Regions from separate parts of the Homo sapiens genome. Here all the other regions are linked to region 1. A link is a loop called in an ENCODE intact Hi-C map of the cell type or tissue named here. Cell type or tissue: B cell. All regions are shown on one strand. Each heading gives the region's core, and the rest is flanking DNA. Links, peaks and the distances in the headings are about the cores only.

What was found. A loop is a pair of places that touch in the nucleus more often than their neighbours do. Peaks named below come from ENCODE experiments on the same cell type or tissue, not always from the same donor. Only the 100,000 strongest peaks of a DNase experiment are listed, where the experiment ranks them.
Region 2: a loop joins it to region 1, with 15 times the contacts of the local background. A loop is called at or near these places in 13 of 110 quality-filtered maps.
Region 3: a loop joins it to region 1, with 11 times the contacts of the local background. A loop is called at or near these places in 5 of 110 quality-filtered maps.
Region 4: a loop joins it to region 1, with 2.3 times the contacts of the local background. A loop is called at or near these places in 13 of 110 quality-filtered maps.

What each region holds. Positions count from the first base shown.
Region 1 is chr1:160,602,415-160,610,296 of GRCh38, forward strand. SLAMF1 (signaling lymphocytic activation molecule family member 1) reads right to left here. Exons shown (of 7, transcript NM_003037.5): 7 at 5,692-7,882. Among named protein-coding and RNA genes, the nearest start is that of CD84, 27 kb to the left of the region's middle. In B cell, for the core only: CTCF peaks have their summits at 4,895 (motif pointing left) and 5,104; a DNase peak (open chromatin) is centred at 4,857; H3K27ac peaks cover 2,143 bases.
Region 2 is chr1:160,349,701-160,357,582 of GRCh38, forward strand. It overlaps NCSTN (nicastrin), which reads left to right. Exons shown (of 17, transcript NM_015331.3): 5 at 405-550; 6 at 1,522-1,672; 7 at 1,996-2,105; 8 at 2,354-2,506; 9 at 3,187-3,291; 10 at 3,460-3,537; 11 at 4,418-4,590; 12 at 5,955-6,057; 13 at 6,163-6,258; 14 at 6,560-6,647; 15 at 6,900-7,054; 16 at 7,341-7,553. Among named protein-coding and RNA genes, the nearest start is that of NCSTN, 10 kb to the left of the region's middle. In B cell, for the core only: a CTCF peak has its summit at 4,870 (motif pointing right); a DNase peak (open chromatin) is centred at 4,891.
Region 3 is chr1:160,373,084-160,380,965 of GRCh38, forward strand. LOC105371466 (a long non-coding RNA gene) reads right to left here. Exons shown (of 4, transcript XR_007066686.1): 4 at 4,332-4,977. Among named protein-coding and RNA genes, the nearest start is that of NHLH1, 10 kb to the left of the region's middle. RefSeq lists an enhancer at 3,079-3,128. In B cell, for the core only: CTCF peaks have their summits at 3,624 (motif pointing left) and 3,824; DNase peaks (open chromatin) are centred at 2,558, 3,128 and 3,618; H3K4me3 peaks cover 447 bases; H3K27ac peaks cover 455 bases.
Region 4 is chr1:160,484,082-160,491,963 of GRCh38, forward strand. It overlaps SLAMF6 (SLAM family member 6), which reads right to left. Exons shown (of 8, transcript NM_001184714.2): 3 at 7,044-7,307; 4 at 6,494-6,604; 5 at 6,117-6,155; 6 at 5,007-5,089; 7 at 3,023-3,094; 8 at 955-2,673. The coding sequence ends at 2,626. Among named protein-coding and RNA genes, the nearest start is that of SLAMF6, 35 kb to the right of the region's middle. RefSeq lists enhancers at 5,259-5,388, 5,499-5,558, 6,297-7,496. In B cell, for the core only: no CTCF peak of the experiment used is centred there; DNase peaks (open chromatin) are centred at 4,460 and 5,630; H3K4me3 peaks cover 1,168 bases; H3K27ac peaks cover 5,000 bases.

The DNA of each region.
Region 1 (7,882 bases), core at 1,800-6,799:
GATTTAGGAAGGATTCCTTCTTTCTCTGTCTTTTGGAATAGTTTCAATAAGATTGTTACCAATTCTTTGAATTCCTGATAGAATTCAGCTGTGAATCCATCTGGTCCTGAACTTTCTTGTTGCTGGCAATTTTTATATTATCATTATTTTTATCTTGCTGCTTGTTATTGGTCTGTTCAAAGTTTCTATTTCTTTTTTTTTTTTGAGGAGGAGTCTCACTCTTTCGCCCAGGCCAGAGTGCAGTGTCACTATCTCGGCTCACTGCAAGCTCTGCCTCCCTGGTTCACGCCATTCTCCTGCCTCAGCCTTCCGAGTAGCTGGGACTACAGGCACCTGCCACTGTTCCTGGCTAATTTTTTGTATTTTTAGTAGAGATGGGGTTTTACCATGTTAGCCAGGATGGTTTCGATCTCCTGACCTCGTGATCTGCCCACCTCGGCCTCCCAAAGTCCTGGGATTACAGACGTGAGCCACTGCGCCCAGCCCAAAGTTTCTATTTCTTCCTGGTTTAATCTAGGAGGGCTGTATGTTTTCAGCAATTTATCTATCTCCTCTCAGTTTTCTAGTTTGTGCACATAAAGGTGTTCATAATGGCCTTGAATGGTCTTTTGTGTTTCTGTCGTATTGGTTGTAATATCTCCCATTTTGTTTCTAACTGAGCTTATTTGGATCTTCTCTCTTCTTTTCATGGTTAATCTCACTAATGGTCTATCCATTTTCTTTCTCTTGTCAATGGACCAGGTTTTCGTTTCATTTATCTTTGGTATTGTTTTTTGTTTGTTTGAATGTCATTTAGTTCTGCTCTCATCTTGGTTGTTTCTTTTCTTTTGCTGGGTTTGGGTTTGGTTTGTTCAGGCTTCTCTAGTTCCTTGAGATGTGACCTTAGATTGTCTATTTGTACTCCTTCAGATTTTTTGATGTAGGCATTTAATCCTATGAACTTTTCTCTTTGCACTGCTTTTGCTGTATCCCAGAAGTTTTGATAGGTTGTGTCACTATTATCGTTCATTTCAAAGAACTTTTAAATTTCTATCTTGATTCCATTGCTGATGTAAAGATCATTCAGGAGCAGATTATTTAATTTCCATATATTTGCATAGTTTTGAGGGTTCCTTTTGGAGTTGATTTCCAATTTTATTCCACTGTGGTCTGACAGAGTACTTGATATAACTTTGATTTTCTTAAATTTATCGAGACTTGATTTTTGGCCTGTGTTCCATGTTCTGATGAGTAGAATATATATTTCACAGCTGTTGAGTAGAATGTGCTGTAAATATTTGTTGTTGTTGAGTAGAATGTGCTGTAAGTATTTGTTAAGTCCATTTATTCTAGGGTATAGTTTCTTTATTTTCTGTCTTGATGCTTTCTAGTTCTGTCAGTGCAGTATTGAAGCCCCCCACTATTATTGTGTTCCTATTTCATTTCTTACATCTAGCAGTGATTGTCTTATAAATTTGGGAACTCCAGTGTTAGATGCATATATATTTAGGATTGTAATATTTTCCTGCTGGACTAGTCCTTTTATTGTTATGGATTGTCCCTCTTTGTCTTTTAAAACTATTCTTGCTTTAAAGTCTGTTTGGTCTGATATAAGAATAGTTACTCCTGCTCAGTTTTGTGTCCATTTGAATGCAATATATTTTTCCACCCCTTTACCTTAAGTTTATGTTAGTCCTTATGTGTTAGGCAAGTCTCTTAAAGACAGCAGATACTTGGTTGGTGAATTCTTATTCATTCTGACACTCTGGATCTTGTAAGTGGAGCATTTAGGCCATTTACTTTTAATGTCAGTATTGAGATATGAGGTACTATTCTATTCATTGTGCTAGTTGTTGCCTGAATTGCTTGGTTTTTTTTTTCATTGTGTTATTGTTTCATAGGTCCTGTGAGATTTATGTTTTAAGAAGGTTCTATTTTGGTGTATTTTGAGGTTTTGTTTCAAGATTTAGAATTCCTTTTAGCAGTTCTTATAGTGCTGACTTTGTAGTGGCAAATTCTCTTGGTAGTGATACATTCAGCATTTGCTTGTCTGAAAAAGACTTTATCTTCCCTTCATATATGAAGCTTAGTTTTGCCAGATACAAAATTCTTGGCTGATAATTATTCTTTTAAGGAGGCTAAAGTAAGGATAATTACTTAGTTTAAGGATATGAAAGATAGGACCCCAATCCCTTCTAGCTTGTAGGATTTCTGCTGAGGAATCTGCTGTTAATCTTATAGGTTTTCCTTTATAGGATACCTGATGCTTTTGCCTCACAGCTCTTAAGATTCATTCCTTCATCTTGACTTTAGATAACCTGATGGTTTAGATTACCTAAACCTGTGTGTTTAGGTAATTATCTTTTTGCAATGAATTTCCTGGGTGTTCTTTGAGTTCCTCAGGAACACAAATTATTCTTAGGTTTGGTCATTTAACATAATCCCAAATTGGCTGGAGGCTTTGTTCATTAAAAAAAACTTTTTTCTTTGTCTGTGTTAGATTGGATTAATTCAATAGCATTGTCTTTGAGCTCTGAGGTTCTTTCTTCTACTTGTTCCATTCTATTGTTAAAACTTTTCAGTGTATTTTGCATTTCTCTAAGCATGTCTTTTATTTCCAGAAGTTCTTATTGTTTTTTATTTATAATATCTATTTCTTTACAGTGTTTTTGTCCATATCTTGTATTATTTTAAAAATTTCTTTAAGTTGGTTTTCACCTTTCTCTGGTGCCTACTTGAGTAGCTTAATAATCAACCTTCTGAATTCTTTTTCTGGCAATTCAGAGATTTCTTCTTGGTTTGAATCCATTACTGGTGAGCTAGTGTGATCTTTTGGTGGTGTGATAGAACTTTGTTTAATTATATTGCCAGAATTGTTTTTCTGGTTCTTTCTCATTTGGGTCAATTATGTCAGAGGAAAGGTCTAGGACTCAAGGGCTGCTGTTCAGATTCTTTTGTCCCACAGGGTGATCCTTTGATGTGGTGCTCTCCCCTTTCCCCTACAGATGGGGCTTCCCAAGAGCTGAACTGCAGTGATTGTTATTGCTTTTCTGGGTCTAGCCACCTAGTGGACCTACCAGGCTCCAGGCTGGTACTGGGGAGTGTCTGCAAAGAGTCCTGTGTTGTGATCTATTTTCAGGTCTCTCAACCACGGATACGAGCACCTACTCCAGTGAAGGTAGCAGGGCAGTGAAGTGGATTCTGTGAGAGTCCTTGGTTGTAGTTTTGTTTAGTGCACAGGTTTTCTCAAATGCTGGTTATGCTAACAGTGAAGTTGTCACATGGACAGACTCAGGACCTCTGGTTAGCCAGGACGTTACAAGTGGTGGAATTAGCTGTTGTTTTCTCCTTCCTTGGAGCAGGGCTATTTTGTTATGAGTTGCTATAATGGCTTGACTTGATTGGCCTCCAGCCAGAAGGTGGCGATTTCAAGAGAGCATCAGCTGCAGCAGTACGGGGGAATACAAGCTTGCCCTAAGGTCACCTGGATAAGTATTTGGGTTTCTCAGGTGATGGGAGGGCCATAGGGCTCCCACAAGATTATGTCTTTTGTCTTCAGCTACCAGGGCTGGCAGAAAAAGACCATCAGGTGGGGGCAGAGTTGAGCATGTCTGAGCTCAGACTATCCTTGGACAGGGCTTGCTGTGGCAACTGTGCGGTATGGGGGTGTGGTTCTCAGGCCAATGGAGTTATGTTCCCAGGGGGATTATGGCTGCCTCTGCTGCTTTGTACAGGTAGCCAGGGAAGTGGGGGAAAGCCAGTGGTGACAGGCCTCTCCCCACTCCCACACAGCCAGCAAGGCCAGTCTCACTCCTGCCATGCTCCCCAAAGAGCCAAATTTATATCCAAGCCTCTGGTATGCAGGGCTGGGATGTTGCCCTGGGATACTAGCCTCTCTGCTGAGAAGGCAAGCAGGGCTTTCAGGCCTCACCCCTCCCTGCCTGCTGTGGCTTCTGTGCTCATATCTGCACTTTCTATTCATCTCCACAGATCCTGACCAGGACAATTCGTACTCAGTCAAAATTATTACAAAGTTCAGCTGGAAGTTTCCTTCTCCCTGTGGCCCTTCCCCAATCCCACTGGCAGCCCTCCCCAAGGAACCCTGTGAGATAAAGTCAGAAATGACTTCCCTGGACTTCCTGGGGGACCAGGAGTGCCTGTAGGGCTCTTCCCACTGCTTCTTCTACTTTTGTATTTTGCTTGGCTCTCTAAATTCATTTCAGCTCTAGGTAAAGTTAAATTCTTCTCCTGTTATTTGGATTTTCAGGTTTCCCCAGTGAAGATGTGTGTTCAGAGGTAGACTTTCCCCCTCTCACACTTTAGGCACTCACAGTTTTTCAGCTATTTCACAGAGTTTGCAGTGGCAAGCCACTTCTTTCAAAGGGCTGGTGAATTCTTTCAGTTTTCCTGGTATGTTCCTGCAGCGGTTCTTGGAACAAAAGTTCATGATGTGAGTCTCCACACATCTGAGTGAGAGTTGCAAGTTAGTCCTGCCTCCTAGCTGCCATCCCCTGCCCCAGGGTAATTATTAATAGCATCTTCTTTTATTTTCCAATGGTTCTCAGTAGATCACATAGTGATCTACCTGTTATAATACTTCAATTGCCTGTGTTCTTTGTATCTCCTGCTGGATGACAAGCCAAACACTTAGTAGGAACTTAATAACTTTGTTGAATGAGTGAAGCATTGAGTAGAACTAGAAGTCTTCTGTGAAATAAACTTAGTACACTTAACCTTTTAGAGCCTTTCATCAATCCACATTAGCCTCCTTATCTCCTTTCAGCCTGTAAGAGCTGAGAAACCAGACACAGTTTCATCCAGTCTGTGACTAAGTCCACATCCTTTAGATACAAGGAAGTGGTGGGGATGCTAAGGTTGGGTGGATTGTGTTGCTATATCACCCTCTTGTGGCTGGTGTGTGAAACTCATCACGAAATCCTTTCTGTGGTATAAGTAGTTCTATAAATCTCAACCCAGATCTCATTTTGGTTTCAGGTTAGATTTGGTCATCATTATTTTTTAAAAAGTTTCCCGGGTAATTCTAATATTTAGGTAAACTTGGGTGTCACTGGCAGGTTTGGGCCATGCTTAAGTGACCAGGTGGCCACCTTTGACAGATCTACTTCTTGGTATATAGAAGCGTATTTAGTTTTCTCAGAGCTCACCAGGGGGCCAGCATATCTCTAGATCAGTGGTTCTCAACTGGGGGAGATTTTGCCAAGCAGGGGACATTTGGTAGTGTTTGGAGACACTTGATTGTCACAATCAAGGACAGGGCATGTGCCATACACCCAGTGGGCCGAGGCCAGGGATGCTGTTAAACACCCTACAGTGCACAGGACAGCCCCATGACAAAAAAATTATCCAGCCCCAAATGTCAATAGTGTGGCAGTTGAGAAACCCTGCTCTAGATTTTGTCCACAAGGGGAATTTGGCAGAGTTCAGGGAAGGGAATTACTCTGGCAGTGACAAAAATTAAACAATCCTTTCAACACAGTTCTCCATGTGGAGGGTGGTTCCTGACCTTTGGTGAAGGGGATGCCAAGCTAACCCTTGTCCACCTCCAGGAAAGGGACAACCTCACATCCTATCTGATCAAATCTGCCTCCTTCAGCATTTCATAACTATGGCATGGAGACATAAGGCCAGGAAACACATCATGCCATATTACTGTGTTATAAATCCTTTAGGAAACACAAGACAAAATTGCAATTTCCTTGATGGACTGGCTGTAATTTATTCATTTCCAAAAAGTAGAAACATAAACTTCAGAAGAAGAATCAATTCACAGTGGCTTCTCAGCCAGCACACACCACCCGCTGTAACAATCACATCCCCGCTGTGTGAATGGAGGAAGCGTCCTGAAGAGCCTGGGACTGTGCCCAGTTGTACTTCAGAACATCAGTCCCTTCAAACCGAGAATGGGTGTGTTCCTCCTGACTTCTCTAGAATTCAGACATGCTTGGTCAAAAGAAAACAGCATTAGAGGGGAAACACGGGGAAAACTTATTGTTTTAAGTCTGAGGAAAAGGCAAGCTCCCGCTCCCCATAGTGCCATTTGGGGGAAACTAGAGAGTTGTGAATGTATCACCAGAAGGGGTTGTTTTACCACGTGTAACCATGGTCTAGGGTGAGAGGCATAATGCCAGTGCTGTTTGGTGGGTGGCCCAAAAGACTCCCTCCCCAGTGAGGTCTTGAGCCCAGGGGTGCAGGATACTTGGAAGTGATAGCCTCTTCTTCACCCTTTGTTTCTGCCCTTCCTTCAGGTAGAATTCAGCTACTGGAAAAATCCAAGTGCTGGGAACTGAGCTTCTAGAGCAATCTGAGTTGTAGTAAAGGAATGGGTGCTCATAAGCCCGGGTTTACAAATCTTCATTAGTAGCTCCACAGTTTTGAGAGTAGACAGTGAATGAGGGTAAGGTTATACAAGGGTGGCGTAGTGGATAATTGTGAGGCTTTTTTGTCTGCCTACCACCTGAATCCCACTTCTATTATTTGTAGAATTCCTTAATTCATAAGAAGTGAAAGTGGAAAATGCCAGATATTCAATTCCCAGCCCCCCTTGGAGATAGGACATGGACATGTGACCTAGGATTGGCCACTCAATCCCAGACTTTGAATTATAAGCTAGAGATGAAAGGATGAAGAAGGGACCCTGGAGAATTCATTTTCATGGCAGACAGTGCAGCAGTAACAGTAATATCAAGTTTCCAAGTCCAGCAGAGACAGTGAGGCAGTGGTAGAGTCTGTGCCTAGTGCTGGGGACAGTGGCTGTGCATGAACAGGATCATCATCCCTGGGCTGGTTTTGTAATTTTGGCTGTGCTCCCAGCCACAGCCTAGTCTCTTCTTTTCCTGCTCACTTTCAAAGCATGGTTTTGCAGAAACTTCTAGCAGTTATTGGAACCAATCAGTATCTTTTCAATAGGTTCCTTTTCTACATAAAAAAGCCAAAGCCAGCTTCTGTTGATTGCAACTAAGAACTCTATTAAAGAAGCTGGTACCAGGAAACGAGATGCACTAAGCAACAGGCTTACAATGTGAATTGACCTCATAGAGGAGGTAAGATACAAGGCAATAAGGACCTGAGTTTTGAGCTGGGAAGTTGGTGCTCCTTATTATGCAATGGTATGATAGTGGCTGTTTCTTACAGTACTTACCAAGTTTATATAAGAAACAATAAGAAAAAGCAGGGCTTAAATTGAGGACAGCCTGTCTAAAAGCAGAGAATAGGAAAAAACAAAGGACTTTACTTAAAAAGTCTCTTTCTGCCTGCAGCTTGCAAAATAAGTTATTGAGCATTCAAAGATTTGAAGCTGTTAGACCAAAATAACTTAATTTTCTACTAGAGGATAAATTTAGTGTGAGGAGAGGTATGCAGGGAGTAGAAAGTGCCTAGGAAAGACCTTGACCTGCAATACCCCTTGAAGCCCTGGATATAAGAGGTTCAGAATCTGGTCACAGAGAGTCTTAGCTGAGGTTCCAGGTTTGTTGTTCAAGGGAATCAACAGAGAACTGGGATTTAAACATCATTTTGAGAAGTGAAAAATCACCATGGGACAAGTTCCTCTGAGTATTCCAAGCTCCTTTGTAACAGCACCATCAAACATTTGCTACGTTTTTCTTTAAAACTGAATGCCATTTGCACAGAACTGTACTTTTAAGGCTCTTACATGGTTTCCAGTCCACTGTTCAAAACTCAGAGATCTCAAAATCATTCTTTCTGTTTATTGACTTTTTAGCTTCTGGGTTTTGCAAATAAAATAATATTCTTAGCTTCCTTTATACAATAATATCAGAGTGTTTTATGTATAATAAGAAATTCACCCTTCAGCCTCTATTCACTCTTTATCCTGAGAGAGAAACTGAGGCACAGAGGCTTGATCAGGTCTGCAGGTTATCAT
Region 2 (7,882 bases), core at 1,840-6,839, 250 kb before region 1:
CTGTCACCTAAGGCTCACTGTTGCTTCGGTCTTACGTCTTTGTGAGGGATGTATATGTGTTTGTGTCTGTGTGTAGTGTCAGTAACTGACTCCCAAACAGGGGGTAGTGTTTATTTGTCTTTGCTGCTCATCCCTTCCCTCTCCTGCTTCCCCTTCCTTTGCCTTACCTGGCATTATCTCTTTTTGTCACGTGTTCACATCCCTAATCTTACAGCCTAAGACTCCCTGATACCATTGTCTTTCTATTTTAGTGTGGATGGTAATAGACTTCATGCCTACTTCTTTGAGTCACCACCTCCTTTTGAACTCTTAGTCCCAACTGAAAGATTCTTCTGCCGTCACCTGGTTCCTAAGTACTTGGTGTCCCAGTAACCAGTCCCCCTATTCCCCATCCTTCCCTTCAGGTGTTTACTCCAATTCCTATGGGCCAGAGTTTGCTCACTGCAGAGAAATACAGTGGAATTCGCTGGGCAATGGTTTGGCTTATGAAGACTTTAGTTTCCCCATCTTTCTTCTTGAAGATGAAAATGAAACCAAAGTCATCAAGCAGGTAATGACACTGCCAGCTCCTAGCAATTCCAGTTAGAAAGAAGATTATTTTTCTAGCCAGGTGTGGTGGTGTGTGCACGTAGTCCCAGCCACCCGGGAGGCTGAGACAGGAGGATCACTTGAGGCCGGGAGGCAGAGGTTTCAGTGAGCTGAGATGGCACCATTGCACTCCAGCCTGGGTGACAGAGCAAGGCCCTGTGTCACAAAAAAAAAAAAAAAAAAAGGATTATTTTATAGGCTCTCCTATTTGGAGGGTGGCTCATTCTTCTGGTACACCTGCTGAAAGACGGTTGCTCCAAAAAGAACCAAGACGTTAGTTCTTCTCACATTCTTTCCCCACATTTTGCTCCTACCTGATATTACAGCATTAAAGCCTTTTAGACTAGAAGAAAATATAAAGAATATCTGAAAGAGTAATATGAAACAAGGTACACAGCCCAGGTTAAGAACCACTAGTATCGTTAAAAAAAAAAGCATTGGATTAGAGATTGAGAAATTCAATTTGGTAATTTCTGAGCTTCTTTTTAGCTCTAATATGCCTTAATTCTGGTCTAGTATTTCCATTTTGACTCATAGAGTAGTTAAGAGATTTGTCCAAAGTTGTATGGTGAGTTGATCTCCAAGCTGTGTCATATCTGATTTCCTATCTCTAGTTTGGTGCTCTTTGTATCAGACCACACTGAATCTTTTCAGTGGCTGAAGCTTCAAATTGGGCCAGGCCATCTGGAATGGGATAGTTTCATCTCCAGCTAAACCACTGAGTCTGCAACCCTTTGTAACTCTTGATGAGTTTTTTTCTTTGACCTTATAGATCCTATGGTGGTTCTAGGATAACTATAGCTCAGGGATAAATGTCTCCGAAAAGGGTGTGGCTCCATCCCAAAAGGATGGAACTGGGCCCTCCTCCTTCTGGGATGTAAGGGAGGGCCTCCACAAACTAGCTGTCTCAGTGGGGTCCATCTCCCCTTTCAGTGCTATCAAGATCACAACCTGAGTCAGAATGGCTCAGCACCAACCTTCCCACTATGTGCCATGCAGCTCTTTTCACACATGCATGCTGTCATCAGCACTGCCACCTGCATGCGGCGCAGCTCCATCCAAAGCACCTTCAGCATCAACCCAGGTAGGGCAGATCCGAACCATGAGGGTAATGGAATAAGGGGCAGAGGGAGAGTGGAACCAGGCCAGGGAATGTTAGAGAGACTGTAATAGGGAAGGAGTAGACACCATGAAGGAGCTCTGCATGGGAGAACTAGAAACAATTCTGAAAAATTTAGGCAGCTTGTTCCTAAAGTGGATAGTGGCAGAGAAGCCAACCTCGGACTGTTGGAAGTAGAGAAAACGACTTAGAGTCCGTGGGGCACTGGTCAGAGATTTCCAATGTTGCCTTTATAGCTACCTTCTCCTTTAGCCTTGTTGATCTCTCATTGTTTGTGTCCTGCTTAGAAATCGTCTGTGACCCCCTGTCTGATTACAATGTGTGGAGCATGCTAAAGCCTATAAATACAACTGGGACATTAAAGCCTGACGACAGGGTTGTGGTTGCTGCCACCCGGGTGAGTGTTGGCTTCTGATCAGGATGGGCAGGGCTGGCACAAAAAGAGCTGGTAGGCCCCGCTCTAGCATATCAGATTTCAAAGTTGCTAAATTGGGAAGCCTCAAATGGGGAGGAATCTGGGCTGTGGGACTCCTGGGTTGTCTCCATTGCCACAGGACAGGTATATTCTCTTGACTGGAGCAAGAAAGGAGGTTTGGGGCCAGTTTTAAAGTATATATCCCCTGACTTTTCTTCTGTTGTACCTAGCTGGATAGTCGTTCCTTTTTCTGGAATGTGGCCCCAGGGGCTGAAAGCGCAGTGGCTTCCTTTGTCACCCAGCTGGCTGCTGCTGAAGCTTTGCAAAAGGCACCTGATGTGACCACCCTGCCCCGCAATGTCATGTTTGTCTTCTTTCAAGGGGTAAGGGCTCTTTGGCTGGGGTGCAATGGCAGGGAAGAAAGAGGATAGTAAAGATGAGAGTGGCTACTGGTTGGAGAAGACCTCAGCACTTGACCTAAGTTGTTAACCAGCACAGAGCTTCTGGATGTGTCTACATGTGTCTCCCCTTTAGATTCCTCCATTTTAGGAAGCTTAGATTCCTTCTTTTTAGGAAGCTTTTACACCCTGAATTGGTATGTAACCAGCCCCCTCTTTCCCCCACTGATAAGATATATTGGAGGCGGCCTTTTACTTTTATTCTCTGGACTCCTTTACTGCTATCTCCATCCAGGAGCCGTTAGGCTCCTGACTCTCATCACTAGGACCACAGCAGAATAAGGGAACAGCATCTGTGGCTGAGTCACTGGAGGTGGGGGACCGTTAAGAATCAGACACATAATAGCTGATGTTCATCTTAGACCTTTACTAAGGCTACTTTCCCCATTTCTGGGCTTCAGAAGTCTTGTAATACATATGAGGGATAGTCACAGCTGGGAGGTGGGGCCAAGAGAAGCCGAAAGTCACATGACTGTAAGCTGACTAGCAGTTGAGGTGACCTGAGATAGTCGTCTTACCTACAGCTTTGATGATCTGGCCGCCTTCGAGGCTCTCCTAACCCTTTGGAATCTCTGTTCCCCCTCCCACCTACCTCCATCTCTCAGGAAACTTTTGACTACATTGGCAGCTCGAGGATGGTCTACGATATGGAGAAGGGCAAGTTTCCCGTGCAGTTAGAGAATGTTGACTCATTTGTGGAGCTGGGACAGGTATGTGGCATGTCCCCCAGCCCCTTCCTTTTTAATTAAATCTTCCTCCTTTGTTGTTCTGCGGTCTTAACTGCAGGAACCACCGCCTCTTCCCTTGACTTCTATCCCCTAGGCATGGCCCAGAACAGGAGACTGATTCTAAGTGTTGTTTCTTCATCCTCCCCCCAGGTGGCCTTAAGAACTTCATTAGAGCTTTGGATGCACACAGATCCTGTTTCTCAGAAAAATGAGTCTGTACGGAACCAGGTAACCTGAGCATCTCCCCTCATTTCCTATTCCTACAGCTCAGAATCCAGACCCCAACCCCTGCCCTGTTTCCACCAACCCCCAGGGCCTGTGAGACAGGGTAAGAGACAGGATTGGATTGGGTGTTGGCCAAAGGATGAACACCACAGCTGTTGTTGCTGCTGGGAAGAATCAGGAACTCAGTGACATTCCATTGGTTCCCTGGACTGGGTAGTTCTCTGATCATTTGTTGCCTAGCAGACTACCACTGCCCATTAAGGATAGGTGAGTGACTAGCTCCCTTCTTGCCTTGCTGCCCCATGGATCCAATTGTCAAGGCTGCTCTACCCAAGTCCTGGCTGTGTCACACTCGCTGCCCAACTTGTCCTCCACTTTCCTCATTGCTTGTTCAAAACCTTCCCTTCCCTCTAGGTCCACCTTTAGGCCTGCTTTTTTCCAGGTGGTCCTCTTTCTGCAATTCCAGCCTTCAGCATCATCCCTGCTCTGGACTCCTGTAGCATTTAAAGAATTGGTTATCTGTTTGGCATTCAGCACGCAGTTTTCTATTATTATTTGCTCCCTTCAATTCTGCACAATAAATAATAAGTGAAGCATCCACTGAGGATAAAGCAGAGTCTTGAAGACAGTAGAATTTACTTATAAATATGAAAAAAAAGGTCTCTTCTTTATGCCCCAATTTTCTAACTCTAAAAAGAATGGTGGAAGCTACAGGAAATTCAGAGAGCCTTGGTCCCAAAAGGCTTGAGGGATAAAGGTCTACTAGAGATAGGGTAGCTCCCCAAGCAGGGAACTTGAAGTATAGAGCATTTCAGGCCTAAAAGAGACCTCCTGCTTCCCATCCCCCAGCCTCCCATCAGTTAATCTCCCTCGTACCCCCCAGGTGGAGGATCTCCTGGCCACATTGGAGAAGAGTGGTGCTGGTGTCCCTGCTGTCATCCTCAGGAGGCCAAATCAGTCCCAGCCTCTCCCACCATCTTCCCTGCAGCGATTTCTTCGAGCTCGAAACATCTCTGGCGTTGTTCTGGCTGACCACTCTGGTGCCTTCCATAACAAGTAAGAATCACTTGGCCCTGCACCCTCTTCATTCTTGAAGAGAGTCTATTCTGCAGTCTGGGAGGAAGGTCACTGCCCTCCGCTTTCCCACACTACCCCCTCCAGAACTTCAGGTCCATCTGTATTCTTTGCTCAGTGGCGTTTTCACATCTGAACTGAAACCCTTATTTGTTTGACTGGATATTCATCTTAGAAACTCATCCTCACCCTTAGCCCTTTACTGTCAACAATCCTTGGTTATGGTTCCACTGCTCCCTAGCTCTCCAGGGTCCTGAGTTCCTCAGGGTTGCCAGCAGAGGGCATCATCTCAAACACAAGCATGGGAAGGATGGTGGGGGCCCTTTGGCTAGAAGACAGAAAGCAGTCCTTCTCTGGAACTCACCCAGAGGTGCCAGAAACAGTATTCATACTCTGTGAAATGTACCATGTTCTTGCCATGTGGTAGATGGCCATGGTTCAGTGCGAGGGTAAAAGTGCCTCCTATAGCTGATGGGGCTCCAGAGATACAAAGGGTAACTCTGGGTTACCCTTTAACTGCTCCTAACTTGAGGCCTTGGATAACAGGGGACTTCTTACTCAGGCTGGATTGCCAAGCTTCCCGAGGGCCAAATGAGTTTCGTAGTGAAAATGCTTGAGCTCTATTTCTGACCCCAGCCAAGTAGCACCTTCTCATTCATTTAGGGGAGTGACCGTCCTAGCACTTAGGGTCAGCTGTCTTCTCTAAAGCTATCCTTGTACCACTTTGGGGCAAGTGAAGATTCATCATTTGAACACATTTTGGATTTGATTATGTAGCTGACTTGACTTTGTGTGGGACAGGGATTTACTGATGGTAAAGACTGTGGAGCTCAGCCTCTCTTTTAAGATCTATCTCCTTGGGGCTCCATAAGGATCATCATGGTGATTTTATCAGTGTATTCTTATATATCAGTGAGCAGACCTGATCCTAAGACCTGCTAATCACCTCCTGCTCCCAGCTACCCTAAATATAAATGTTCATTGGAACAGTTATACAACTGATCTCATGATACATGGCAGAGTTCTCTGAAAATCATCTTAGCCATCCCCCATATCTCCAGCCCAAATGATGTAGAAGAGTCTCTCCTTTGTTTAAAGATCTGAGCTCATTCAGCTTTTCTACCTTGTCTGTCAGGAAAGTCTTTAATTTTCACTAACCACCTCACCCTCACTCCTACCTCCCTGTTCTCCACACCTTCTGCAATATGGGATCCTGATTGTCTCTCACCCCTTTCTTCTGATGCTGAAAATGAGATACTGAGTCCCTGCATAAGGAGCATTTGAGGGAGGAAAGGGGCAGAGCCCTGGCTAAATGTAGCCAAGGCTCATGCCGGCTTTCCTGGCAGATATTACCAGAGTATTTACGACACTGCTGAGAACATTAATGTGAGCTATCCCGAATGGCTGAGCCCTGAAGAGGACCTGAACTTTGTAACAGACACTGCCAAGGTAGCACTGAGCCAGGCTGGGTGGGAGCCTGGGGCACACAGTGAAGATGCTAGCATTTGAGGATAGGAGAGGTGGGCCATTCAGCCCCCTCCTCACCTACCACAGGCCCTGGCAGATGTGGCCACGGTGCTGGGACGTGCTCTGTATGAGCTTGCAGGAGGAACCAACTTCAGCGACACAGTTCAGGCTGATCCCCAAACGGTAAGCAGATGGGCCCTAGCTCCTTCTTTCTATTTACACAGCAAGCTGTCCCTATCCTCCCTTGCCCTAGTGTCCCAAACCTTGGAATTCCACATGACTGTTGATGCCGGTGAGAATGCCTCATGCCCCAGAGAGCTCTTGGGTGGGCCTCATCTGCATCTTATGAGCCAGCTACTGTCTCCCAACTCCAGTCTATCTGGCCAGTCTGGTTCCTGCCCCATGACTGGGTCTCCACTGATAATTCTTTCCCTGGGCTCCCTTCAAGTCACAGGGTTTTCTCTCTTTACTGTTCCAATCCTAGGTTACCCGCCTGCTCTATGGGTTCCTGATTAAAGCCAACAACTCATGGTTCCAGTCTATCCTCAGGCAGGACCTAAGGTCCTACTTGGGTAAGCATCTGGTGTGGGAATGGGACCCTTAGCTGAGGAAAGGGATAGAGAAAAAGTCTTTTGGTTTAACCTTTATTATTTTTTTTCTTTTTCCTCTCTGTTTTTCTTACCCCCTGTTTTCCTTTCTTTCTTCTCATATTTGATGGATCCTTTTCCATTGCCCTTCTTTCTGGCTGCTGCCAATCTTGGGCTTTTCCTATTTCACCCACCATCCACCCACCAAATCTTCCCTTCCCTTTGGTCTGCACTCAGGTGACGGGCCTCTTCAACATTACATCGCTGTCTCCAGCCCCACCAACACCACTTATGTTGTACAGTATGCCTTGGCAAATTTGACTGGCACAGTGGTCAACCTCACCCGAGAGCAGTGCCAGGATCCAAGTAAAGTCCCAAGTGAAAACAAGGATGTGAGTGGTGGTGGGTGTTGGAAGTGCCCTGGGGCCCCTTTCCCTTGGGAAAGTTGGAGGTTCTTCTAGACCTAGTTAGACCCAGGGGATTGGGATGGAGAGGTGGAGAGATGCAGTCCTCAGCAATTGGGTGTTGAAAAGCCTGGGTGAAAATGGACCATCTGAAGGGTAAAGGGACAGCAGCCAGTTAGCTCAATTGGTTAGAGCATGGCACTGATAGAGGGTAGAGGGAACGAGTGAGAAGAGGATCACCCTAGCCGTGTGTTGTGGCGCATCTTCTGTGCAGCTGTATGAGTACTCATGGGTCCAGGGCCCTTTGCATTCTAATGAGACGGACCGACTCCCCCGGTGTGTGCGTTCTACTGCACGATTAGCCAGGGCCTTGTCTCCTGCCTTTGAACTGAGTCAGTGGAGCTCTACTGAATACTCTACATGGACTGAGAGCCGCTGGAAAGATATCCGTGCCCGGATATTTCTCATCGCCAGCAAAGAGCTTGAGGTGAGATGGGGCAGGGGCATAGGTGGCAGGGATCTGTTTGACTTCTTTCTCTGCTTTCTTGTGTCATATAGCCCTTTCCATCTCCCATTTGCCCCACATTTGTAGCAAAAGCCTACTGCAAATCTGTCCCTGGTCAGCCAGCATGTTCCCTTAGGAGGCCTTTTTTTTGAGATGGAGTTTCATTCTTGTTGCTCAAGCTGGAGTGCAATGGCACAATCTCAGCTTACTGCAACCTCCGTCCCTTGGGTTTAAGCAGTTCTCCTGCCTCAGCCTTTCGAGTAGCTGGGATTACAGGCATGTGTCACCACACCCAGCTAATTTTTTTTTAT
Region 3 (7,882 bases), core at 1,385-6,384, 230 kb before region 1:
ACTAATTTAGTGACACTATCTGACTTCTCTGATGTTGTGCTTCCGCTCCTGCTCTCTATGGCCTGAGAAGGAGGTGAATATTTCGGTGGAACCCAAGTTAAACATGTGTCTGTGGGTCCATGCTGCTGGGAAAAGCTATGGTATGAAACTGAGACATTGCCTTCCCCTTTATTGTCTCTAGGCTGGGTCAAAATTCCCTGCAATCTCAGTTCTTGGCCTATTTTGTGTTCCCCAGCCTTAGGATACTGGGGAAAACAGATGGCAGGCCTGGGACTCAGAGAAGAATATGGACAGGGATAAAAAAAAAAAAAGAGTGCTGAAGGGACCCTCAAATGAATTTATAGATGGGGACACTAAAGCTCAGAGAAGGGTAGGGTCTTACCCAAGGCCACACAGCTAACTGGGGGCACAACTAAGGCCCAAATCCAGGTTCTTTCTACCATATGCTGCCAACTCCCCTCTGCCTCCCTAAAATGACCCAGGCTGACAGTTAGCCCTCTTTTGGACCCCATATTTTCATAGGTGCATTGATAAACTAGAGAGGATTTAGGGTTGTGTGGCGAAGAAACCAAAAGGTCTGGAGACCACTTTATAGAAGAAATAGTTGAAAAACTGAGGATATGTGTCTTGATAAGAGTAGACTTGGGGGTAATATGACACCCATCTTTAAATATTGAAAGAAGAATCAAAAATGGATATTCTGTGGGGCCCCAGTAGGCCGAACAAAACCCGTGAGTAGAAGTTAGAAGAAAGCAGATTTTAATTTGAAGAAAAATTTTGCAACACCTGGAGCTGTCCAGCAATGGCACTGACTGCCTCAAGAGGAGAACTCCAAATAGAGAAGCTGGAGAGTCAACCACACGCAGAGAAATCATAGAGCACATTGCTGCCTCAGATGGAACACTGGCTAGGTTCATTAGAAGATCCTCTCCAAACTTAAGGTCATACGAGAAGGCTGAAGGCAAACAGCAGGAGGGAAATGCAGAGACAACTTTCAGTCCCTGAAATATTTTCTTTTTTCTTTTTATCTTTTTGAGACAGAGTCTTGCTCTATTGCCCAGGCTGGAGTGCAGTGGCGGGATCTTGGCCCACTGCAACATCCACCTCCCCATTCAAGCCATTCTCGTGGTTCAGCCTCCTGAGTAGCTGGGACTACAGGCGCCCGCTGTCATGCCCGGCTAATTTTTGTGTTTTTAGTAGAGATGGGTTTTCGCCATGTTGGTCAGACTGGTCTCTAACTCCTGGCCTGAAGTGATCCTGCTGCCTTGGCCTCCTAAAATACTGGGATTACAGGCATGAATCACCATGCCCAGCTATGGGTTTTCATCTTTGATGAACAAAGAATGACATAAGCAGCATGAAGGGCTTGAGTTAGACCTAGGGAGGAGCTTCCATACAGGAGGACTTGACATCTTCCCCTTCCCATGTGAGTTAAATGACATGTGCTCTGCCCAGAGCCTGGCAAAAGGGAAGGCTGAACTGAGATCAGGGAGAACTTCAGGACTCCAAAGGGCCAGAGTTGGACGGGAACACAGAAATCACTGAATCCAACAACTTTATTTCAAAGGCAGGTAAACTACTGTCCAGACAGGTGACGTGACTCACCCATGATGATGGCCTGGGATTAGAAGCCAAGTCTTCCATTCCTGGCCCTGAGAGCTTTGTGCTTCTCTGTGCTCAGCAGCCACAGTCCTCTGGGCTCCCTGCCTCCCTCTCTTGTCTCTTTGCCTGGGCTGGAGAGCAGAAGGGCTTAGGGGGCCCCTCCCCTCAGGGATCCCTGAGGGCCTGGAGGTGGTGAGAGGGGGAAGCTGCAGCTGTTCTACTGCTAGCTCCGAATTTCTTCAGATAATCAATTGGCCTCGCTGCCGCTGTCGCTCTTGTTGCTCTTCTCACTCTGGGAAGGACAGGAGAAGGAGGTGGAGAGTGGGAAGAGGAGGGAGCAGGGGACCAGGCACTGGGGGAGGAGGGAGAGGGCAGGGAGATGGAAGTCCCTGGGCTGAGGGGAAAGTGAAAGCTTTGGGGCTAGCAGATAGGGAGGATGGGGAAAAGGGATTGTTAGAAGAGGATCTGCTCTGCATCCCTCATTCCACATCCCTCTAAACCCAACTCGTGGGTGGTGGGGTGGGGGAGGGGCAGTTAGGAGGACCCCAGAATGGGACTCTTGCACTTCACCCCTGCTTCCTTACTCCCCTTGCCAAGTATCCCATGCATGGCCATAGCTCCCCCAGCTGTCCATGCCCTCTTCCAGTCCTAGTGACCACAGGTGCCTGACCCTCCAGTCCTGTCTTCATCAACGCCCTGTCCTGTAACTCAGCAAACCCATCACCAGTGACAGAGCAGAAGTCAAGGCCCCAGGGGCTGGGTGGGGGTTGCCTAAAATCTCTCTCTCTCTCTCTCTCTCTCTCTCTCTCACACACACACACACACACACGCGCACACACACACACTGTCATAGGCTGCCAGGCATATGGCCTCTTTGTGCCCACACAATGGAGGCCCTGTCTGTGCCCTTTCCCAAGTCTGGGCACAGTGTGGAGGGTGCTCCGCTTCCTCATTCCACCCACCTCCCTTCCCTCTCCACCCCCAGTGCAGGCCCTGTCTTCTTTGCCTTTGCTTCTTCCTCTTTCTGGAAAGCCCTTTCTACCACCCAGTTCCTTTATCTTTCTGCTTTCTTCTTGTGTTCTTTCCTGAGCTTTTGACCTCTCATTGGATGAGGATTATGGGCAGAAGAAAGAGGCTCACAGTGCTGGGATGTCAGCGCAGGGAGGAGAAGGGAGCAAGCAGAGATGAGCCTGAAAGGCTGAGAGGGAGTGGAAGAAGGGAGGCAGTGGTGGCAGTGCAGCAACACTGTGCTAGAGGGGAGAAAGCCCACACCCGGCAGCCAGAGGTCCCGTGTCCCTGCTCTGTCTCCACCTTTCCCCTTTGTGCCACAGTGAGCAAACCGCATGCCCTCCCTGAGCAACAGCTTTTTCATATGGAAAGCAGGAAAGACAACAAGACCCACCGGGGTGTGATGAGGATTAAATGAGATCATCGTGAAAGTGTTCAACACCGGAAACGCTCATCAGATGCTATCTCAGGGGCAGTAAGTAGCAGGGTCAACTGTACTGTCATACAGTTTGTGCACTTTACAAAGCACCAGGCTAAGGGCAGTGCAGGGGCCTGACACCCAACCCCACTTCTACTAGACCAGCTGTGCACCAGGATGCAAGCATCCCCTGAGAGGTGGCCCTGGAACTGAGCCCCTCATGTGGGTTCCTGAGCATTGGTCAGGAGTCCAGATGAAAACTCCGAAGTCCTGACCACCTTGGGAACCAAGACAGAATGGAAAGGGACAAGAGGCTAAGGGGAATGTCTCTCCCTGAGGGGGAAATTCCTGAGCTTAGTCTTCTCTGAGCAAATAGACAATCCATGAGATCTACTAAACTAAGGATGGAGAAACTGCAGCTGAGGAGAAGAAGGGGGCTGAAGAAGCAGAAAAAAAAGAGGGAGACATGGATCGAGGGTGTGATCAGAGCAATGTGTTGGTCTGAGGACCCTTTTCTGGTTCCCTCGTCCTCCATTCCCTCCCTTCAGCAAGTTGAAGGCTGATTTGATTATTGCTTGTTGAACACTGTCCCCTGCTGGCTACTAGCAGAAACATTTTCCCTCTTCCCTATCCCTAGCTAGGAGCTGCTGAGAGCCTGAAAAAGAGAAGAAATGACCTGACTGGGGACAAAGGACGAAGGAATTGCAATTCTGCAATCTGGAATTCTCTACTTGTCAGAGATTTCTGGAAGGTGAAGGAGGCTTGAAGGCTGACTAGGGGTAAACAGAGTTTAGAATTCATAGGTGGTTCATTTACATATATTATGGCCTATAATTTTCAGATTGATTTTTTTCTGGTCTGTGTCTGTTTCATGTATTGTGTGTCTGTGTTATGTGTGTGTTCTGTATCTGGGCGTGCTTACCTGATTCTGTGGTTTTTGAACACGTGTATATCTGTGTACTTTTTTGTGTGTGTGCTCTTTTTAATATAGGAGTCTGAGTGACAGCTGGCAGGTATGGAGCAAGGAGAGGGAGCTGTCGAATTTCCTCTTTCCTAGAAGCCCGTTCTCCCCTTGAAGTTTTACCTTTGTCTCCCAGCTCCATGAGCTATAACCTATGGCTATTTATAGGTTACAGGTTTTGTTCTGGCTCCTGCCCCTCTTTGGACATCCCAAGCTCAGAGCCTTGATTCGCTCTAACCTGGGACTCTTGGGCCTCCCAAGCAGGGTCTCCAGTGTGGTTCCCAAGTGAGAATCTCTACTGTCTATGTCCCTTTTATCCTTTCTAGCATTAAACTCCAGCCTCCTTCTTTTATAAGCTTGTAGCTACCTCTTTCATTGGTTGATTTCAATTTATTCAGTGCAGCATGCCTTTATGGAATAGCCAATGTATACCGGGCACTGTTCTGGATTCTGAAATACAGGATCAGGCCCTCCCCACCACCTACTTGGGAGGGAGTATGGGAGACAGGCATGTAAACATATCAGTTTCCCAACAGTGAGAGGCATCTGCAAGGAAGCGAGTGATTACCTGAGAGAGGGTGTTGGTGAGGAAGGCAGCCGGTAAACTCTGAGCTGGGTTTTGAAGACCATGAGATACGTACAGTGAATTCTGTGGTGTGCTCCACTCACTTCTCCAGCTGTGGAAGTGTTGACTCACAGCTGAGTCCCTCTCCAGGAATTGCCTTTGGAGGAAGAAAGCCGCCTTGCCTGAGGTGTTGCTCTTTCCCTAGGGCAATGACTGGTTGATGTGGGGTTACAAAGTTATCCCAGCTTGAGAGCCCCCATGGGATGGACAGAAGCCTCTGTTGCCATTGCATTGCTTTTCAGTTTCTCTCTCGGCTTATTGCAGCTTCCCTCACACCTCACAGGTGTTCTCAAGAACTCTCCTGCTGGCACTCTCCTGTATACGATCTCAGAGTTCAGGAATCCACTTCCCAGGGAACCCCACCTACAAAGGAAAGGCACTGTAGGTATGAAGGCATGGAACCCTGAGAAGCTCTGGTGAGCAAGAGCACACTATTAGCAGTGTGGTATTGTTGGGACATTAAGTGCAAGGGGCTGGTGGGACAGGAAAGTGACGGAATGGTCTGGAGAGGTAAGCAGGGGCCAGGTCAGGAGAAGCATAATAGGGAGTGTGTGCTTGGCCACACAGTGATGGGAAACCAATGAACATTCTCTAGTGGGGTAGATAAACACTATCATCAGATGTACACTTTAGAAATATCACTTTCAGAACATTTCTTTCTTTCTTTCTTTCTTTCTTTCTTTTTTTTTTTTTTAAGAGAGAGTCTTGCTCTGTCACCCAGGCTGGAGTGCAGTGGTGCAATCTCGGTTCACTGTAACCTCTGCCTCTGGGTTCAAGTCATTCTCCTGCCTCAGCCTCCTAAGTAGCTGGGATTATAGGTGTGCACCAACACACCCGGCTAATTTTTTATTTATTTATTTTTTGAGATGGAGTCTTGCTCTGTCGCCAGGCTGAAGTACAGTGGGGTGATCTTGGCTCACTGCAATCACCGTCTCCTGGGTTCAAGCAATTCCCCTGCCTCAGCCTCTCAAGTAGCTGGGAGCACAGGCGGGCACCACCACGCCCGACTAATTTTTTGTACTTTAGTAGAGACGGGGTTTCACCCTGTTGGGCCAGGCTGGTCTCGATCTCCTGACCTCAAATGATCTGCCTGCCTCGGCCTCCCAAAGTGCTGGGATTAGAGGTGAGAGCCACCACGCCTGGCCACTTTTAGGACATTTCTGATCATAGCTGCGTAAAGGTAAGCTCTGTGCAGGGAACAGTTTTAGGAGGCTATCGCAAAGTCAGCTGCAAGAAGCTGAGGGTCTGTATTTAGGTAGCGGCAGTAGGAATGGGGAAGGGAGGACAGATTTAGGAAGCTATTTAAATGGTAGATTCAACAGGATGTCGTGATTCATTAAATGTGGCAGGCTAGAGGAGAACTCCCAGGTTTCTGGCCTGGGAGCCTGGGTGTACAGTGGTGCTACTTTCCAAAGTAGCACACGTAGGAAGAGGAACGTTGTGGAGAATTGTGGTGGAGATGGTGGCAGTAAGGTGGTGTAATAAGGACAAACTGAATGAAAGCCCCCCAGGAGCCTTCCCGTGGAGCTGCCCAGAAGGAAGTTGGCTTTCTGGGTTTGTAGCTGAAAAGTTGTACCTCTTTACTAGGATATCTCCCAGGAATGTCCAACGCCACATGTTGCAAACTGGCCACCTTATCTTCTCCCCTCTTCAACCCTCCTCCTCTCCTGGTATCCCCACGGCAAAACATGGTATCATCAACATTCAGTTGCCGTGACTATTGCTACATGTTTTTCCCTCTAGTCTCACCTCCAATCCATCATCAGTAGCTATTCATTTTACCTCCTAAACATGACTTCTGTTTTTCTACCAGTTCTACCAATGCTTTTCTTCACCTGGACTATTGCGGTGGCCTAGCTAGTCTCCCTGCCTTTCGGCTTCCTCCCCGTAGGTCCACCCTTCAGGCTGCCCTCAGACTTAGCTACCCAAAATGCAAACTGAACCAGGACACTTCTACACTATCCTTTTAATGATTCCCCATTATTTCCCCAGGATAAAACCCAAGTTCTTCAACATGGTATGAAAGTCCCTTCACAGTGCAGCTCCTGCCAGTTTGTCCAGCCCCATCGGCCATTCTGTCCTTTGTACTTTTTGCTCTAACAATTCGAAGGCACTCAAAGCTCTCTGGCACAGTCCATGTTACTCCTGACTGCCGTTCCTTTGCTCCCGTTGTTCCTCCTCCTGTACTTCACCTATACGAGTCCTATTCATCCTTCAAGACAATGCAGATGTCCTTGCCTTCAGAAAAGTACCCCAACTTGGTGTGTCTCTCCTATAGCCCCAGCTTGGCTCCTGGTGTGCTCCCTGGTCTTTCTATGCATATCTCTATCATTGCACTCACCACATTGAACTTTACTGAAATCATCTATCTGCTAGCACATGGATTTCAGTGTGACCTGGGGTGAGTTACTTCAAATCTCTGAACATGTTTTCTTTTTTTTGTTTGTTTGTTTCTTTGTTTGTTGTTTTGAGACAGAGTCTCCCTCTGTCACTCAGGCTGGAGTGCAGTGGCCCAATCTCAGCTTACTGCAACCTCTGCCTCCCAGGTTCAAGCAATTCTCGTGCCTCAGCCTCCCGAGTAGCTGGGATTACAGGCGTGCGACATCACGCCTGGCTAATTTTCATATTTTTAGTAGAGGTGGGGTTTCACTATGTTGGCCAGGCTGGTCTCAAATGCCTGACCTCAAGTAATTCACCCACCTTGGCCTCCCAAAGTGCTGGGATTACAGGCATGAGCCACCACACCCGGCCCTATCTTCACTTTTTAGACTTCTGCATAGGACATATGTATATAATTCATTGAGCTTTCCTCCTGCTGATGGCTTCAATCTTTCATTATTAACAATGCTGCAGTGCACATGATCTCATGCATATATTTGTGCATTTATATGAGCATTTTTTTTTTTTTTTTTTGAGACAGAGTCTCACTCTGTAACCCAGGCTGGAGTGCAGTGGCACAATCTCGGCTCAGTGCAACCTCTGCTTCCTGGGTTCAAGCCATTCTCCTGCCTCAGTCTTCCGAGTAGCTGGGATTACAGGCGCGTGCCACAACACCCAGCTAATTTTTGTATTTTTAGTAGAGGCGTTGGTTTCACCATGTTGGCTAGGCTGGTCTCGAACTCCTGACCTCAAGTGATCTGCTGGCCTCAGCCTCCCAAAGTGCTGGGTTTACAGGTGTGAGCCACCGCGCCCGGCCTATATGAGCATTTTGTGAAGGTAGATTTCTAGAAATAAAACTGCTGGATTAAAGAGAATGTACATTTTACAT
Region 4 (7,882 bases), core at 1,455-6,454, 120 kb before region 1:
TCTTGCTGGTTTTGGGCACCCTAGATGTTGCAAATATTTTTCTATCTGCACTGACTTTACAGATTATTCCTTTTCCCTCTCTGAAGAACCTTGGAATTCTTCAAAGTTTCCACACACACAAAAAAAGCTTTATATATATATATATATATATATATATATATATTTTTTTTTTTTTTTTTTTTTTTTTTTTTTTGGGTCCCCTTGAAAGGAAAGCACTCTCTTACCTGCCCAGTGAGATTTCCTGAGCTTCAGGTCATGTTGCACGAACATGGCAGTAACCCTCTTTTTACTCTTTTCTTTGAAGTCTCCATGAACCCAGAACCTATTCCTTGGAAACTCTTCCTTCTTCTTGATTAAGCTTCCCTATCTTGTCCTACTCCACTGACTAATACTGTAATTGATGGCTGGTATTTGAGATTAATTAACTTTGATGAGCTTTGTTTTTTTCTATTCTTTTCAGCCATTATTTCAGTTTTTCCCCATTCCAACTCTCCAACCCCTTCCCTTTGAATCCTGTGGTCTTGAGAGCTGATCTCTGTCACGTCTTGTTGTGCTGAAGGTTTGTGAGATGATTCTGTGTAATTCAGTAATAATTAATTTTTACTATTATTAATTTATACTAATTGTATCAGTAATTATACCAACAATGCTGACTGACATTTATTGAGCTCCTTTATGTGGCTGAGAGCTATGCTAAGGACTCCAGGTGTATTGTCTTATTTCATTTTCACAAAACCCCATTACATATTCATTTATTTATTAAAAAATTTTTTTGAACACTTGCTATATGCTAGATACTGTGTTAGGTGCTAGGGTTACGGTGATAAACAAAACAGTTATTGTCTCTGTTTCTGAAGAGCTTAGGGTATAGTGGGAGAAATAGATGTTAAAAAAGTAAAAATAAATATTTAATGATATGATAAATGACATAGAAGGTGTAACAGAATAATAAGATCTATTTCATTTTATTTTATTTATTTATTTTTTGAGACAGAGTCTCACTCTGTCACCCAGACTGGAATACATTGGCATGATTTTGGCTCACTGGAACCTCCACCTCCTGGGTTCAAGCGATTCTCCTGCCTCAGTCTCTCAAGTAGCTGGGATTTTAGGGGTGCACCACCACGCCTGGCTAATTTTTTTGTATTTTTAGTAAAGACGGGGTTTCACCAAGTTGGCCAGGCTGGTCTTGAACTCCTGACCTCAAGTGATCTCCCCCCTTGGCCTCCCAAAGTACAGGGATTACAGGTGTGAGCCACCATGCCCAGCCTAGAAGATTCATTTTAGAAAGAGTGGTCTGGGAAGGTTTCTCTTAGGAGGTGACATATTTAAAATTAAACCTAAAGAATAGGAGGACCCCAGCAGGCAGAGGAAGGGCCTGCAGGAAGATGTAAATAATTAACATAAAGAACTTTTCCTTTAATAGAGGAGCTGAAAGAAGATCAGGGAGGCTACATAGAGAGTGTCAGAAGGGTAATGCTAGCTGAGGCTGGAGGTGGGCCAGACCATCCAGGGCCATGGAAACTGGATTTCTTTCTGAGTGCATTGGGAAACCTGCAGGGTTTTAAGCAGGAAACTGAAGGATCCAATTTATATTAAAAACATTACTCTGGCCATCTTGTGGAGAGTGGGTTGGAGAGGGACAAGAACAAAAGTGAGGACAACTGTTCTGATCTTAAGGTAGGATTCAGGTTAGAGGTGGTGATGGTTGGATACAGGATGGTGGTCAAGGAGTTGGAGGAGAAGTGGAAGGTCCAAGAAATATTTCTGAGGTAGAGTCCAAAGGGCCTGGTGACAAAGACACTGGAGTCAGGGATGACTTAGATTCTTGGCTCAAACAATGGAGCTGATGTAATACCATCCTCTTCCTTTTTCAGTCTGGGAGACTAAGGCTCCAAAAGGTTAGGCAGTATGTCCCAGGAGATGTGTCTAATAAACATTGTACAAGTTGAGCATCCCAAATCCAAAAATCCAATATCCAAAATGCTCCAAAATCTGAGATTTTGAGCACTGCATCGACATCAATGAAACTCAAGGGAAATGCTTATTGGAGCATTTTGAATTTTGGATTTTTGGATTTGGATACTCAACCGCTAAATATAATGCAAATATTCCAAAATCTGAAAAAAAATTGAAATCTGAAACATTTCTAATCCCAAGCATTTCAGACAAGGGATGCTCAACTTGTATCAGGATGGGCCCATCCAACTCCAGAGACTACACATGTAACCAACACACTGCATTATTTCTCAATAAGTCAATCCTGCTGCTTTCTAAAAGGAGAGAAGTGGTTGTCTTCTGGATCATAAACTCTCTGTCAACCATAATTCCATTTGCTTAGTTATCAAAGAGAGAGTCAATGTGCTGGTGTGTTATCTTTAGCATGTTTTGGCCTGAAGTGGATTGGAAAATATTATTTGAACCACATGCTGGAAATGATGTTATCCTTAGGTGTTTGACTCAGGTAGGCAGGTTTAAGTCCGAAGGACTGGAGGTGATCATCCTATCCTAGATATTCAAATTCTGTTGCCAGGAACAACAGGAACCAAGCTTCCTGTTCTTTGTTCTGTCTCATGGGATCAGAAGACGTGTCATTCCCGAATTCCTCTGAGGCCTTTCAGCAACTTACACGACATTGTCAAGGGCAGTTGCCCTGGAAAAAGTGGGTTTACTCTGTGGGAAAAAGAGGAAGATGAGGTAGGTTAATTGGAACTGGAACCTCAGCCCACCCCTCATAACTACAGAGAGAGGACTGGAGACTACAGAGAGGCAGATAATAGAGATATTGATAGCATAGGGCAGGATTAAATTTAAAAACATGTAATTGAAAACTCAGTTATGCATGGTGATCCTAATACAAAATAACTTCTTGATTATGTTTTGGTGATGTCCTGAGACTTTCCGCATGCTGCTGCTGTTTGTGCATCTGTAAAATGACCCTTTTATTTTTACTTTATTTGAAAAATCATAGGTCTGTGGAGAGAGGTAAGAATATAAAAACATGGAGCAATCGTGGGCTTACCTCTTTGGAATGATTAATTGTGGAGTAAATTGTGATAGTATCATTTTCTCTAGGTGTCCAGATTTCTGTTTCCTGTAAAAAGAATCATACCAATTTGGCTTACACAGAGACAAAGAGATTAATGCATAGATATATTCTTAGGAAAGACTGTGTGACAAAAAAGAGAATATGTCAAAGTTCTTCCAGAGGAAGGCTGGGGAATGTTCAGTGGAAGACCAAGCACGACTAGCTATCAAACTTGTGAGGATTTAGTGGCATTTCCTGAGCCCCAAACAGAACAGCAACACTGCAGCAAACCAATGGGCTCAAGAGCCAGAGAAAGGCAGCCTTGCTGTATGAAGGGAAGGAAGTATTCTTGTCCTTTGTCCAGCTCTACTTTCCTTCCTCCATTTTTAAGAAAAAACTTATATACCAGATAGTTTATTATATGTTTTGTCTCAAATTTTTACTAGCTATGACTGAAACTACCCATTTTGCCTGCTCCATCTTTTGCTATAATTCTAACTGCCTTGTCATCATGTCATTGGGGTCTTCTCAAGCATGGGGAATTGGTAGAATAGGAACACTTGGCCTTAAGAATGGCTCTGCCTGGAATGCACATTACAGAAATAATAGCAGAAGTCCCTACGGCCCTCAAAGAACCTACTCAAAGATTTTGACACTTTAAATTAATGAAGAAGTATTTAGAGAATTATCAAGATCTCTACTGGGCACAGTGGCTCATGCCTGTAAACCCAACACTTTGGGAGGACGAGGCAGGCGGATCACTTGAGCGCAGAAGTTTGAGACCAGCCTGGGCAACATGGTGAAACCCCGTCTCTACAAAAAGTAGAAAAATTATCCTGATGTGATGGTGCTCGCCTGTAGTCGCAGCTACTTGGGAGGCCAAGGTAAAAGGATCACCTGAGCATGAGGAGGTTGAGGCTGCAGTGAGCTGTGATTGTGCTACTGCACTCAGCCCTTGGTGACAGAGTGACACTCTGTCTCAAAAAAAAAAAAAAACCAAAAAACAAAAAACAAACCAACAAAAAACAAAAAAACCTCAAACTCTCCAAAGCACATTTTTTTTTTCTTTTTGCTAAAGAGAAAGCTAACCAATTTGTGGGAAATTAGTTTTTTGATTTGTCAGAGTGTGAGTTGACTTGTTTTCAGGAGGAATTTGCAAAGGCAAAAGAAATGTCTGAGCAAGTGAGAGTACCCCTTCTTGCTTCCTGTCATCAAGGATCATACTTTGCAAATATAGGTGAAGGGAATCCAAGATTTCTAGCTAGATCATTGCTTACATCATTTTGAAAATGCTAAGCTTTCCTGGCTTATTTTTCAGAAAACTGGCCTCTCAAAATGTATGGTATTATTTAGAGATGTGCCACCTGCAGGTCCTTTATTTAGGGGTGGTGGGGAGTTGCTGATACATGACAGATGAGTTGCTGATGCTTGACCAGCCATCCTGTTATGCTGCTAGATGAGAGGGGAGGGGTGAACCATTGCTCATGGTTTAGTGGCCTCTACTGTGCCCCCTTCCCCTCTTGAGAGACTACTTCTGAACTCCCCTAAGACCCCTACATGCAGAGTGAGAAGTCAGCCACCTGCTATGGAACTACGTCCATAGGAAACTTTCAAACTTAGTGGAACTCTGACCCATTCAGCAAGTATTTACTGATCATTATGCTAGGATATAGGGCAAGAGAGAGGAAGACATAATTTGTACTTTCAGTCAGCTTGTAATTAAGCTGAAGGGACAAGACTTACTGATGCATCAAGCGGTTGGAGAACTGTGTAAGGCAGGGTATGAATAAACATTCCCTTAAGGGTGAGAAAGGCAGACACCAGAGTGGTCTAGCGCATAACTTTGCAGCCCCTGTCGCTGTGGCTGTCTTCTCCTCCCCTCAGTGGTCATTTGTTCAGTCAGATGGTTATGGTGACAAGTTTGTGAACAATGGCTGTAAAACTGACAACAATGGCATATAAAGCTGAAAAGACTCACCCTGTTTGAATGAGTGACTGAAGCATACACAGTGTTGTTCGTTGGAGACACTGAAACATACTCTAGGTTCCTTGCGGACTCTGCTGTTAACATAGGAAGGCACAGTCAATGGCACAAGGACTCTGGGACTTCTCTCCCAGGACTTCTCCCTCCCCAGAGCACACTGTGTCCCCAGATAGGCAGGTGTTTGAAGCATCTCCTTTCCTGAGGGATCATTCGTTCTTGACAGTCTTTGGAGCTCTGGGTGAACCTTCTCAGTCATGTGGTCTATTTCTGACCACATCTCTTGGGGTAGAAGGTGGTGTTGAGGTCCCCTAAAGCTTCAGAGTCTCCCTCAGGCTTCACATGTGGGTCAGGAAGCTCCTGGGACCAAATAGCCCTGCCTATGGAAGGGCTAAAGACACCTCATTGGCAAACATAATGGAGCCAGTTATTTCACATTTGGGATATTATTAAGCTTTTCAGAGGTCTCTACAGCGGATTTGATTATTTTGGAGATGAGGAACTGGAGGCTCAGAAAACTTAACTGACTTGTGCAAAGCCATACAGACAGTGATGAAACAGCAACTCAAATGCACGTCTTCTGACTTCAAACCTTATGCCTTTTCCTCTGCAAGTGATGTCATGCATCACTCATGCATGAAATGAGACCCAAAGCCAATCTGAGTCCAGAGCCTGTGTTTGTGTTTCTATATCATGTTTTCTCTTTCCACTGTGTCTATCCATTGCCCAGACCCTGGCTGAACAGTAATGATGCAGTCAGACAGTTTGGTTTTGTGCCTTGGATGCTCTAATCCTGCCTGTGCCCTGGACTTGCTGGGTGACAAGGGATGATCCCTTTCACTGGGACTTAGTTTCTCCATCAGCAGGGTGGTGAATGAACCTGATATCACCAAGAGAAACTGTGTGAGTGACTGGTTCACATGCCTATGCCTGTGAACCATGTAGGACCCATGATTACAGATCATCTCCCCTCACAGCATGTGGTCTGAGTAATGACATTCTGACTCCTTCCTCTGTCATTATCCAGCCCTCTGCCATCCCCCTCTCTCTTCCATTTGGCTCTTCCCATCTGCTTTATGATGGAGAGTTAAGAGTCTGAATGCTCACCGGGGCCCTGTGTTCGCTGAGTAGACAAAGATAGGGAATCTGAAAAATAAAACCAGAAAATTGAAATGTGTGACAGCAGTGGGAGAGGCATTTCACCCCTAACCCCGTGAGTGTTGGGATGTGGTGGGAGGGGACCCAAAAGGAAGGGCAAGCAGCCCTGAGACAGGGTCCCACTTTTCCCAGTAGGACATTTCTCTCAGGATATTAGCAGGTGCAAGATCACACCCAGGGATTATCTCAGTGGACTAGCTGAGCCAGGGTTTGCAGCCTCCCTCCCTCCTCCTGTCTTCCACAAGAGATCCTTGGGAATCAGAGGCCCCAAACTCTCAATCACTGGAACCTTGGAGAAGAGACAAGTAGGAAGAAAGGAAACCTGCCTCTTCTTTTCCTCAAAACAAGTAACAGCAGTATGATGAAACCGAAGACTATGCATATCCCAGAAACCATAAACAGAATCATTTTGGTATCTGTATATTGAATTTTAACATCTGAAAAGAGAAAAAAGAAATGACATTTGAGACACATCAAGTGAGGCCCACTGTTCTTGGAGCCTCCGTGGAGCCTCTTCTAGGCCATCTTTGGGGACTAGGTAAGTTTGTCTATAGCCGGAGGCTCTGGGGTGGGAGTCCTATGTGGCAGGCAGGGGAGGGTGGGGCCCAGTGGAGTTAGGGAGAGAAAGCAATCCTACATTCCCAGGCCTTTGATTTTGGGTTCTGAGTAGGTTGGACGAGGGGTTGGGGAATGGAGAGGAAGGAAGGAGAGTCCTCTGGGAGTACTGAGAGATGCAGAGCTCCAGAGGGCATCTGTCCCCTCCCAGCAGCATTTTCTGCCTCCCACTGGGCCACTGTATTGGAAATTACGTAGGATGTGAGGACGCGTTAAACCCCATAGCTGCTCAAGGCTCTCAGACCTGAGGCAGGCTGTTACCTTCGCAAAGCTTCTGGGCAGAGACAGAGAAGGATAAATTACTGACAGCATTCTCTGCTATGCAGGTGTAGTCCTGTTCACTGGAAATCCTGGGGTCCCAGGAGACAGTGAGGTTTGGCTGACTTGAAAGTGTGTTTCCCAAGGCCTCCCATCTGAATGAGACATTGTCATCTGCATCCTCCACAGAGCAAGTCAGATGGAGCTCACAGGTCATATTCTGAAATAGCTGACTGTGATTGGTAACTTGTATGTTCCTCAGTTGTCCTGTTTGCAGAAAAAAAAAAGATCCAGATTAAGGACAAATGTCTTGGCTCAACCCCCTGTGAAAAATATCCTTCACCTCAATGTTTTGTATTTCACCTTTGCTGTGTGTTATGGTCTGTAGACTCTGTAAATGACTCTGCTTATATTGCCTAATTGATGGTAGCAAGGTCTGGGATGACCAAATGATGCGGGACATCAGTATGGGGCAGGATAGTCAGCAGAAGAAGTGGGAAGGGAGAGACTGAGGTTTCCATCAACTAGCTGGGTAGTTTTGGGGTGGTTATTTTATATTTCTGGTCTCCAGTTTATCCCTGGGTTCCCTTCTAGTCCTTGCACTCTGCCCCTGTGTAAAGACAATTTGGAGACCAAGCCAAGAACTCTGAGGGCAACTCAGTGATGTGAGAAGCCAAGAGACCAGGTGGAAGAGTCCTGTTTCCTCTGCTATCAGAATTACCTAATTGGGGTGGAAGATGGAAGCATCACTTCCTTGGGGAATTTGAATCTATGGGGATCCTGGTTCCTATTGTATCTAAAGCTGGCTCCAATAGTGAGAAAGAGACTCAGATGTAGAAGGT